Regions from separate parts of the Homo sapiens genome. Here region 2 is linked to region 1. A link is an interaction called in ENCODE POLR2A ChIA-PET data of the cell type or tissue named here. Cell type or tissue: OCI-LY7. All regions are shown on one strand. Region 1 overlaps MCC (MCC regulator of Wnt signaling pathway). Region 2 overlaps MCC (MCC regulator of Wnt signaling pathway).

Region 1 (5,000 bases):
ATCCACTTCCACCACCCCCAGCATGGTGAACGAGGTTATACATGGCTTAAGAAGTCAGATAGATACTAGATATTCAAAATCCCTAATGAAAAACAACACTCGTCTGTCCACCTACCCTAGGCCAATTCTTTGTAACACTGATGACGCTTTTAGCTGATTCTTCTCACGTTTGCTTCTATAATTTATAATAATTTGCTTATATTACTGTTTCTTCAAGTTTTCTTCAATTGTAGATATTGTGTATTGATTTTACACCAAGGAATATGTGGATTTAAGGCCTCCCTCCAAATATGCACCCACTTCCCCTTTACCTATTCTCCTAATCATAATGTTTGATTAGATCAATAGTCTCACTTCTTGTCACATAGGAGAGAAATAGAATTGTTTCTTGTTTATGCCACTTTTACTTGGTAATTGGTTATATGCACCCAAGCCCAATATACTGTGTTTCTCTTTCTTGTGAACATCCTCCTTTTGGTGGTGTCCCTCTCCCAGTAGCTTCCTGAGAAGCATATGTGACAGCTAATGTTTTGAGAAATGTCTTGATTCTGCCCTTTCATTTGATTGATTGTTTTACTGGGCATAGAATTTGAGATTAGAAATTGTTTTCTCTTGGAATTTTGAAGTGATTGTTTATCCTAGCACTCAGTATTGCTATGAAAAGTAGGTGCTGTGATTCCCAATCCTTTTATAAGACCTGTTGTTGTTTCTCTTTTTCTCTTCTGAAAGCTTTTGGGATTCTCTCTTTGCCCAATGTTCTGATATTTCATGTCTTTAAAAAAAATTGTTTCTGTGGTCCTTTGTGGACCCTATCTCATGGAAACTGATATTCTTAAGTTCTAGGAAATTTCTTAATTATATGTGTGATAGTTTCCTCCCCTCGGTCTTCTTTGTCATTCTTTCTGTAATTCATCCAATGTAATTTGGATGTCAGATATTGCAAAGTGAGCTTATTTTTTGACCCTTTCTTTCATATTTTCTAGTTCTTTTTTTTTCACTCCTAGCATTGCTGTTCTATTTTCTGGGAGATTTTCTCAATTTTACTTTTCAATTTGTATATTAAAATTTCAGTTTCTGCTTTTAATTTTTAAGAGTTTTTTGTTAATGTTATTCTCTGGGTGTGCTTTCTAATTTTTTAATTTAAAAAAAATTTTTTTGAGATGGAGTCTCACTCTATTACCCAGGCTGGAGTACAATGGCACAATCTCAGCTCACTGTCACCTTTGCCTCCCAGGTTCAAGGAATTCTCCTGCCTAGCCTCCAAGTAGCTGGCATTACAGACACCTGCCACCACACCCAGCTAATTTTTGTATTTTTAGTAGAGATGGTGTTTCACCATGATGGTGAGGCTGGTCTCAAACTCCTAACCTCAAGTGATCCACCCGCCTTGGCCTCCCAAAGTGCTGGGATTACAGGTGTGAGCCATCACACCTGGACTGAGTGTTCTTTTTTAAAACTTATTATTGTTCTGTGAAAATTATGTCATTGTTTAACTATATACTGATGTCCATGATAGGTTTTTGGAAGTTATCTAATCTTCCAGCATTATTTCTGTTTCCTATGAGTTCTTTTTTATATTTTTAATTTTTTTTGTCTCTTTTATATTAGATGCCCTCTTCAAATACCTATTAGTCTTCAGTTGTTCCTGATATTTAAGGGCGAGGCATAACAAAGCTGATTAGAATGTGTGTGTGTGTGTGTGTGTGTGTGTGTGTGTGTGTGTGTGTGTGTGTGTGTAGAGGATGACTTTTTGACCAGTGGGATTAACCGTAGGATGATCTAAGAGGGCTGTTTCACTGAGAGATTCTTCCCTCCCCTTCCTAATACACACAGATATTTTCTTTTGGCCCAGGCAGTATCCCCAGAGGGATGTCCTTCAGTCTGCCATCTGGTTGGTATAAAGCTAGTAGCCAGGGTTGTCAGAGCTGAGTGGAGGAAAAGGGAAAAACAGTTTTACCATTCTCCGTGAGGACTTCGCCTGAATTCCCCAATTTCAGGATGATAACCTTATCCTACGAGTGGTAACCCTGAGTCCAGAAGCAAGTGGGGATCAGCCACTATAGAAAATAAATTAGTTTTCTGCCCGGGTTGAGAAAACTTGACTGTGCCGGGTTGGGGGTGGGAAATAGAGATCTAATGGCTTCTTACACACACCTTCAACTCATTCTCCTGTTATGAACGTCACCTGCATTCACTGGCTCTCCTATTTCTGAGCCTGGCCAATACTTGCTTCAGTCTGGCTTTCTCTGGTGAGCTGATTCCACTCATCTATATGCCTTGTAACTTTTGAAATTTAGTTGTTCTAATCATCACTTCTGTTCTCCTCGTTATTATACCAGTTAATTCTCATTATTCACAGTAATTATGTTCTAGAAAGTTGCAGCAAACACTGAATTCGTAAATATTGAATTGTTGCTTCTAGGGGAAACACAGGGTTAGATTCTTGTGAGCCCAGGATCAACACATAGCTTTGTGTTATGTATAGGTTCTTTTTAAAGACACCCTGTTTAATATAGATTGTTGATTCATTAACATTGAGCTCATGGCCAACAGCACTGTCACTCATGCCTGAACAAAGCTTATCTAACATGTATATTCTTTGCAAGGCACTTAGGAAACCAGACAGCCCTTCAGCACTGTGCTTGGGGGCCACTTTAGACAGCAAAGTTATCAACAAAAAGCACGAAGGTATGAAAAACGTGACACTAAATAGACCATGAAAAGGATGATGTTTACAGTATGAGATCCAGAACAAAGGCAGAGTGTTGCTTTGTTCAGCCTCTGCTGGGAACTTGTGTGTTGGACGACTCAAATTTTTCACCACTCTGACCACATTCACAAATAATTGTGGAAAACACGATGAGTATTGATTTGGGGCTACAAATAAGTTTTACTGAGTAGGCAAGTTTGCAAACACAGAATCCATGAGTCATGGGGATCTCCTGTAGTTTTGTGCTTTTTTATTCTTTTATCCTTTTAGGATGGTTTCAGGAGGCATTGAAAGGGAACAAGGAAAGTAACTAAGTATATTAAATCTACCAAGTATAACTAGAAGTCTCTGTCATCCCAGTCATTTTTTAGAGGATCCACTAATTCCTATTTATCTCCGATGCCATGTCAGATTTCTTCTAGCTCCTCCAGCTCACTCTGCCTCTTACATCCTTTTGCATCTCCACTGGGCTCATCCAGGTCCAGATTCCACGGCTCTTCAAGTCACCCAGGCCTGCTGCAACAAGCTGGGCCATACCTGATAATGCCACAACATCCTGAAGGTTATGTGTAGGTCTTTCCTATATCCTATAATCAATGATGCACTGGAGCTGGCTCGTACTTGCTTGCAAAAGCAAATTGCTAAATTTTCAGGAATTTTGTGAGCCATTATTAAACATAACCATTGTTAAAAACTAAATCATAAAGTCAATTAAAAAGACAAAAATAACTTAAAATTAAATCATAGAAGCTTGTAAACAAATAAATTACATGAACAACAAATATAATAAATGCTCAAACTCATCACTTACTATTTATTTTACTATATTTACAGTTATCCATGCTCTTGGGGCTGTTTATATCTCTTGTATCTGTATGGTGGAATACTGTATCATGGTGTGGTACAGCACATCTCTAATCAGTCTCCTCACTAGATGTGATTTTCAGTGATGTGACAATGATAGCTTCAAATCAACCATGGCCGGAGTGTATTTACCATGGAAATCAGCAAATGCTCCAAATCAAGGCTTTTTCTCCCCAGAGAGCCTATTGTTAAACCTTCACCAACACAGCACTGACTGAATTAACTATAATTTTATTGCTGCTGTTAGGGATTCACTAATTTATATTCTGTCTTCTCTGGCCTTCAAATACCTCAGTAAAAGCTGAAAAAGTGGCAAAAACATTTATATGAAGCAATCTTACTATCATAGTCTTATTTATACTGTCACTAGCATTAGCAATGGAAGGACCCCAGGGAACTGGGAAGTGGTGAAGAAAATAGCAAATCACCCCTGGATCCTAGGAAATTGACTATTTCAAGGACTCCAGAGCCTCATGGAGCGTGGAATTGAGTGAAAATAGAAATTAACTGACAAAGGCAATGGGGAAGGAGTCAGCAGCTAGATCCAAGGATATACATTAGCTCCGTGGATGTTTATTTAGCAGAAATAGTGGGGAAAATGAAGTGAAAACTGGTAGAACAGAGTCACAGGAAGAGAGTCTGGGTCCTTCCTACTGTTGCAGACAGTCTGACCCAGATGAGCGAAAGGGTCTTGTAAATGTGAGCTTGGAAAAGTGAAGTTTTTATAGTTAACAGATGGGGATACAAAAAGTATTGATGCCTTATTAGAATCGTACTGCCTAGGAAAGTCTTAATATGTGTGAATAACAGAGGATGGACCATTAATATGTTATTTCTCTGACCAGTTAGAAATGTTATGAAATTAAAGAGTTTTATTTTCTCTGAGCAGTAAGTCTAGGGAAGTTTGCTGAAATAATTATTCCAGGAAAATCCAGTGGGGGTAAAGGTCATATTTAAAATTCTTTTGCAGAGGCCGGGTGCAGTGGCTCACACCTGTAATCCCAGCACTTTGGGAGTCCAGGCGGGCAGATCACATGAGGTCAGGAGTTCAGGACCAGCCTGAACAACCTGGAGAAACCCCGTTTCTACTAAAAAATACAAAAATTAGCTGGGCATGGTGGCGCGTGCCTGTAGTCTCAGCTACTTGAGGAGGCTGAGGCAGGAGACTCGCTTGAACCTGGGAGACAGAGGTTGCAGTGAGCTGATATCGTGCCACTGTACTCCAGCCTAGGCAACAGAGTGAGACTCCATCTCAAAAAAAAAATAAATAAATAAAATTCTTTTGCGGAATTTCCACTAATTGTAAACTTTTATAAAGTTCAAATTACTGATTTATAATGTAAAGTCAGTGAGTATTTTAGAAGCTTGAATATATTATATTTAACATTAGTGCTTAGAATCCTTTGATTCCAAATAGCAAAAAGAG
Region 2 (5,000 bases), 52 kb before region 1:
ATAAACTTGTTCGGTACTGGTTTCTGTATTGTTTTCCTATACTTTGTTGTGGCTTGCAGTTGAGTTTGGCTCTTTTGGAAGCTTGCCTTTAAGCTTTCTTTGTTTGGCATGACTAGAGGAGTCTTTAGACTAGGGCTAATTTAAATTAGCCTACTCTTCACATCTCTGGAGCTCCTTTTATCTAAAGCATTCCTTCCTCTTCCCTCTGCACCACAAATTTAATCTGCCTTGGCTTCCCTGAATTTTGTTCTCTCTCTCCTCAACTCGGTGAGACCACTGGGTGCAGTTTGGATTTTCCCTCCTGTTCTGCAGCATATAGACTGCCTCCAGGCAGCAAGTTGGTGTAAATGTAGGCTCACCTTGCTTGTTGCCCTTTACTCATGGATTGTATTCTTATGCTGTTATATGATGTCTGAAAATCATTATTTCATGTATTTGGATTTCTAGCTGTTTTAGGTGAAACGGTAAATCCAGCCTCTGTGACCTATGATTATGACCTTCTTTCGCTTTGTACTGAGTATTTCAAAGTGAGCCTGCCTATTTGGAAGCACCCTGTTTGTTATTAAGTTTATATATAATTTAAAAAATAACATTTACAGAAATGCCTCAACCAACTTACTGGTTTTTGTCTTGTTTTGTTTTTAGCAACTACCTACAGTCTAGGCCCACATATCTCTTCTTTTAATAGCTAATATTATTGAGTGCTTACTGTATACTAGGCTGTGCCAAGTAAGCACTTAGTCTGCATGATCTCATTTAATACTCATTCCTTTGAGAAAGGAATTTTTATTATAGAATTTGAAGATGAGAAAAACAGGCTCAGAATTATTGTTATTTGCTCAAGATTCCACAGTTAGTAGGACCTGAATTCAAACTCATGTTTAACAAATGAAGGTCATGACCACTACTCAATGCGGCTTTTCACATACATTTCTTTAAGTTATATTTAACTAGCTTTATTGAGATATAATTGACGTACTACATAATTAACCCATTTAAAGCATACAATTCAATGGTCTTATATATTCAGAGTCGTGTAACAATCATTGCAACCAATTTTAGAATAGTTTCATCACCTCAAAAAGAAACCCTGTACCCATTAGCAGTCATCCTCATTTCCCCTAACCACTCCGGCCCTAGGCAACCACTAGTTTGCTGCCTCTCTAGACTTGCCTGCTATGGATATTGTACATTCTGTGGCCTTTTATTGCTTGTGTTTTGATATTGTCGCTAAAAAGTCTTTGTCTAACCAAAGGTCAGAAATAATTTAAATGTTTTCTTCTAAGAGTTTTATAGTTTTAGCTCTTATATTTAAGTCTATGATCCACTTGAGTTAATTTTTGTGTATGGTGTGAAGAAAGGATCCAGCTTCATTCTTTTGAATGTGGATATTCAGTTGTCAACAGCCATTTGTTGAAAGCACTCGTCTGTTTTCCCATTTTCTTGACACCCTTGTCAAAAATCAATAGACCATAAATGTAAGAATATATTTCTGAACTCTCAAGTCCTTTCCATTGCTCTGTGTGCCTATCCTTATACTAGTACCATACTGTCTTGATTACTGTTGCTGTGTTCTAAGTTTTGAAATCGGGAAGTACGAATTGTCCAACTTTGTTCTTCTTTTCCAAGGTTTTTAGTCTGTGGTTGGTCCCTTGAGTATTCATGTGAATTTTAGGATTAGTTTTCGATCTTTTCAAAAAACACAGCTGAGAGTTTTATAAGGATTGTGTTGAATCTGTAAACTAATTCGTTCACGTGCATTTTTAGTAACTATGTTTTTCAGGGTACTTTTGATTTTTCCTCTGGCCCACAGGATCATTTTACAGTCTTTTTATTTTGAGTCAACATATCAGTGGAAGTCTAAAGTAATAATGGCATATGTTTACACAAACCTTTATAGTTTACAATCAGACCATGCATTATTTTATGTAATCTTTGCAACAGGAATTAGTATTTTCATTTTAAGGTGAGGAGCTAAGGTAACATAGCTTCTTGAGGGTATTTCCCACCATACATGCGGCCTAGCTAACATGAGAAAACTTATTTTCCCTTAAAGTCTTAAAGTCCTTTACTTTTTAATTTACCAAAGCTCTATGGTGAGGGTGATTTTTCATTTTATAACTGCCTTCTTAGCATCAGTAGGAATGACATTTAAAATGTTGAGATTTGCATTCTAAATGAAATGACATGGGAGTCTCAGCTGGAGAGACTCTCTCTTGTTCCATAAATTGAAAAATCTCTTTAATTCTTAGTCTCAGAGTGGAAGCCATATGGAGAGAAAGGGCATTTCCTTAGAGAACAGTTAACTGTCAGCTTCTCATTGTCATTTCAAAATGCCAGTTTAAATATGTAAATGAGTCATTACTAAATTTATGCCATTGATTATCGATGACTCTAACTGATGGGAGAAAAAAAGATGGGTAGGTAGAAGGACTCTTTGGACCTATTACTTTTTCAAACATTTGGATCCCTGTCACCTAATAAAGTGAAAAAGTAAATTGAACAAGTTTCTAGATTGACTAATAAGCATTAAATGTTTGTCTGATGTAACTCTCAGTTGAATATTTACTTGTGAAACTGTTGCTTGGAAAATTCTAGATAGATGAGCTTTGTGTTTAATTATTTAAAACATTCACATCAGTGATATACCAGATACTTGAAAGAGCATTTATACTTAATGTTGGTGTTAATTGGGCATCTATTCAATATTATGGCAAGTGACATTGTTTAGTACACCTGTTGTCTATTATTTAAAACATCCACAGGTCCAAATTTGTAGTATAAATGAAGGAAGTGAGAAAGTAGATGGGGTGAAGGGAAGCATTTTCATAACGATGTGGCTGCATTTCCTTTAAATATCAGAATTCTGCATTTATTTATAAAATTTCAGAACTTCTTTCTGAGAAATGAGAAGCTTAACAAAATATTCTACATTAGAGGTTGATGCTTTCAAGAGAGGGCTTTATTTGTTCAATCTTATGTGATGTAGTCTTAAGCTGACTTTACTTCACAGTAATAAACAGGATGAAAGTCACTGATAAAATTGTTGGGGAGGTGTTTCCTCTTCTGAAAATGTGTTGGCAATTTTATATTTATTATAGGCAAAGGATGAAATCAGTGCGGCTTATCCCTCTCTCCCTTTTTGGTTTCCTAAGCTACTTCATCTCTAACCAGGATTATTATCCTAGTATTCTAATCTGCAGGCTTGCCCCCTCCAGGACTCTCGGCACTGACACTGAAGTCATTTTTCTATAACACAGAACTGAGCAGGCAGCTCTTCCTAAAATCCTTCAACAGTTGCCTGTTCCTTACAGATAAGTTCAGACTCCTTCTAGGGGCATTTAATTTAAGGCCCTGCCTGTCTGGCACGGTGACTCCACTCCCCCTCCAGCATTATCTCTTGCTGCATTCCTCTTTCACTGCAGCGTCCCAGGCTGCTCCAAGCATCGGTGCTGTGCACATGCAGCTCCCAGTAAGTGCCTTTCTCTCGCCCTTACCTGTCTGGTGAGCACCCTCTCATTTTTTTCTAGGCTGTTTCCATATAGCTCCTCCCCTCTGGACACTTTCCTGATGCCCTAGTACCTTGCACATACTCCTACACCAGCACTGCTCACACTGGATATTCTCATAGTTTTCATTTCCTTTCTCCCCATACTCAAGGCAGAGACCATGCTTTCTTTTCTTTTGCCTTTGTAACCTCAGTGCCCAACTCTTAATAGAAACACTTCAAATGCTTGATAATTTTTAGAAAAAAGTTTATCAACTTTTTGTCCAATTTAGCTGAGGAGTTTATATTTTGAAAATACATATTAGGTGCATTTTACCTAATCTAAAAGATCAGTGTGACCAAAATTCAGTGCCCCTGCTACTAACTGGTCGTGTAACTTTAGATAAGTCTCACATCACTTTCTAATCAGTATCATTTTCTTCTTCTGGGATTTTTTCTGTCAGCTTTTCAGGCCTGAAATACTTTGATTTTTATGGATTGTAGGTACCAGCTCAGGATTTTAGTGGTAGCATATTCTTATGGAAAGGCATGCTGTTTAAGTTAGTCTCTATTGGGCAGCTGTCTGGTTGTTTATGAACTAACCCTGATAAATCCATAGTTTCTCTTTATTTGTAGTTGTTATTATCCAGTTCCTTTAATTCCATGCAGTAATAGTATTTTCAAAAGCATTGAATTCTTGGTTAGGATTTTTTGTCAATTCCTAAGTGAAGGTTATGAGATGGAGTAAACCTAAAAACTACTCATAATTTTGTATTATAGTTGTTACTGAAAAGTTGATGGACAGTTGCCCACACAGTATTTTGTTTTGTTTTGTTTTGTTTTTGTTTTTGTTTTTGTTTTGAGAAAGGGTCTTGCTCTGTCATCCAGGATAGAGCATAGTAGTGTGATTATAGCCCACAGCAGCCTCACACTCCTGGGCTCAAGTAACCCTCCCGCATCAGGCTTCCAAGTAGCTGGAACTAGAGGCATCCACCCCCATGCCCAGCTAATTTAAACATTTTTTCTAGAGATGGGGTCTTACTGTGTTTCCCAGGCTCGTCTCAAACTCCTGTACTCAAGTGATCCTCCTGTCTTGTCCTCCCAAAGTGCTCGGATTACAGGTGTGAGCCCCTGCACCCAGCCAGTTTTATCTTGACTACTCCAAGGTACATAAAAGTTAGAAAGAGATTCTTAAATTAATATTTTGTAGTCTACTTTTCATAAGCTATCCCTCTATGGTTAGTTACTGGGTAGTCACAGTAAACTAACATTTAGAAGTAATAATATAATAAAAATAAAGGAACTTACCCAATACTAACTTGTATTATGGTAATTTCTATTCTGCTTCTTTCGCCTGCTAGACTGTAAGCATCATGAATGCAACAATGTCTTTGTATCTCTCACACTACCTGACATCATGCGTTGATTAGATGCTAAAGCAACATTGAATGAATGAACCAATAGTTTAATACTACCTTAAGACAAAATACGGTGCTTCACACTCCCAAATAGC

What was found. ChIA-PET counts read pairs that join two places held together with the same protein. Peaks named below come from ENCODE experiments on the same cell type or tissue, not always from the same donor. Only the 100,000 strongest peaks of a DNase experiment are listed, where the experiment ranks them.
Region 2: POLR2A ChIA-PET joins it to region 1 with 7 read pairs; 3 of 35 experiments call an interaction of 5 or more read pairs at or near these places.

The regions. Positions count from the first base shown.
Region 1 is chr5:113,420,870-113,425,869 of GRCh38, reverse strand. The region is part of intron 1 of MCC (MCC regulator of Wnt signaling pathway); the gene reads left to right. The region is part of intron 1 of LOC107986366 (a long non-coding RNA gene); the gene reads right to left. Among named protein-coding and RNA genes, the nearest start is that of TSSK1B, 12 kb to the left of the region's middle. In OCI-LY7, no CTCF peak of the experiment used is centred here; no DNase peak of the experiment used is centred here.
Region 2 is chr5:113,472,872-113,477,871 of GRCh38, reverse strand. The region is part of intron 1 of MCC (MCC regulator of Wnt signaling pathway); the gene reads left to right. Among named protein-coding and RNA genes, the nearest start is that of MCC, 13 kb to the left of the region's middle. In OCI-LY7, no CTCF peak of the experiment used is centred here; no DNase peak of the experiment used is centred here; H3K4me3 peaks cover 1,240 bases; H3K27ac peaks cover 1,435 bases.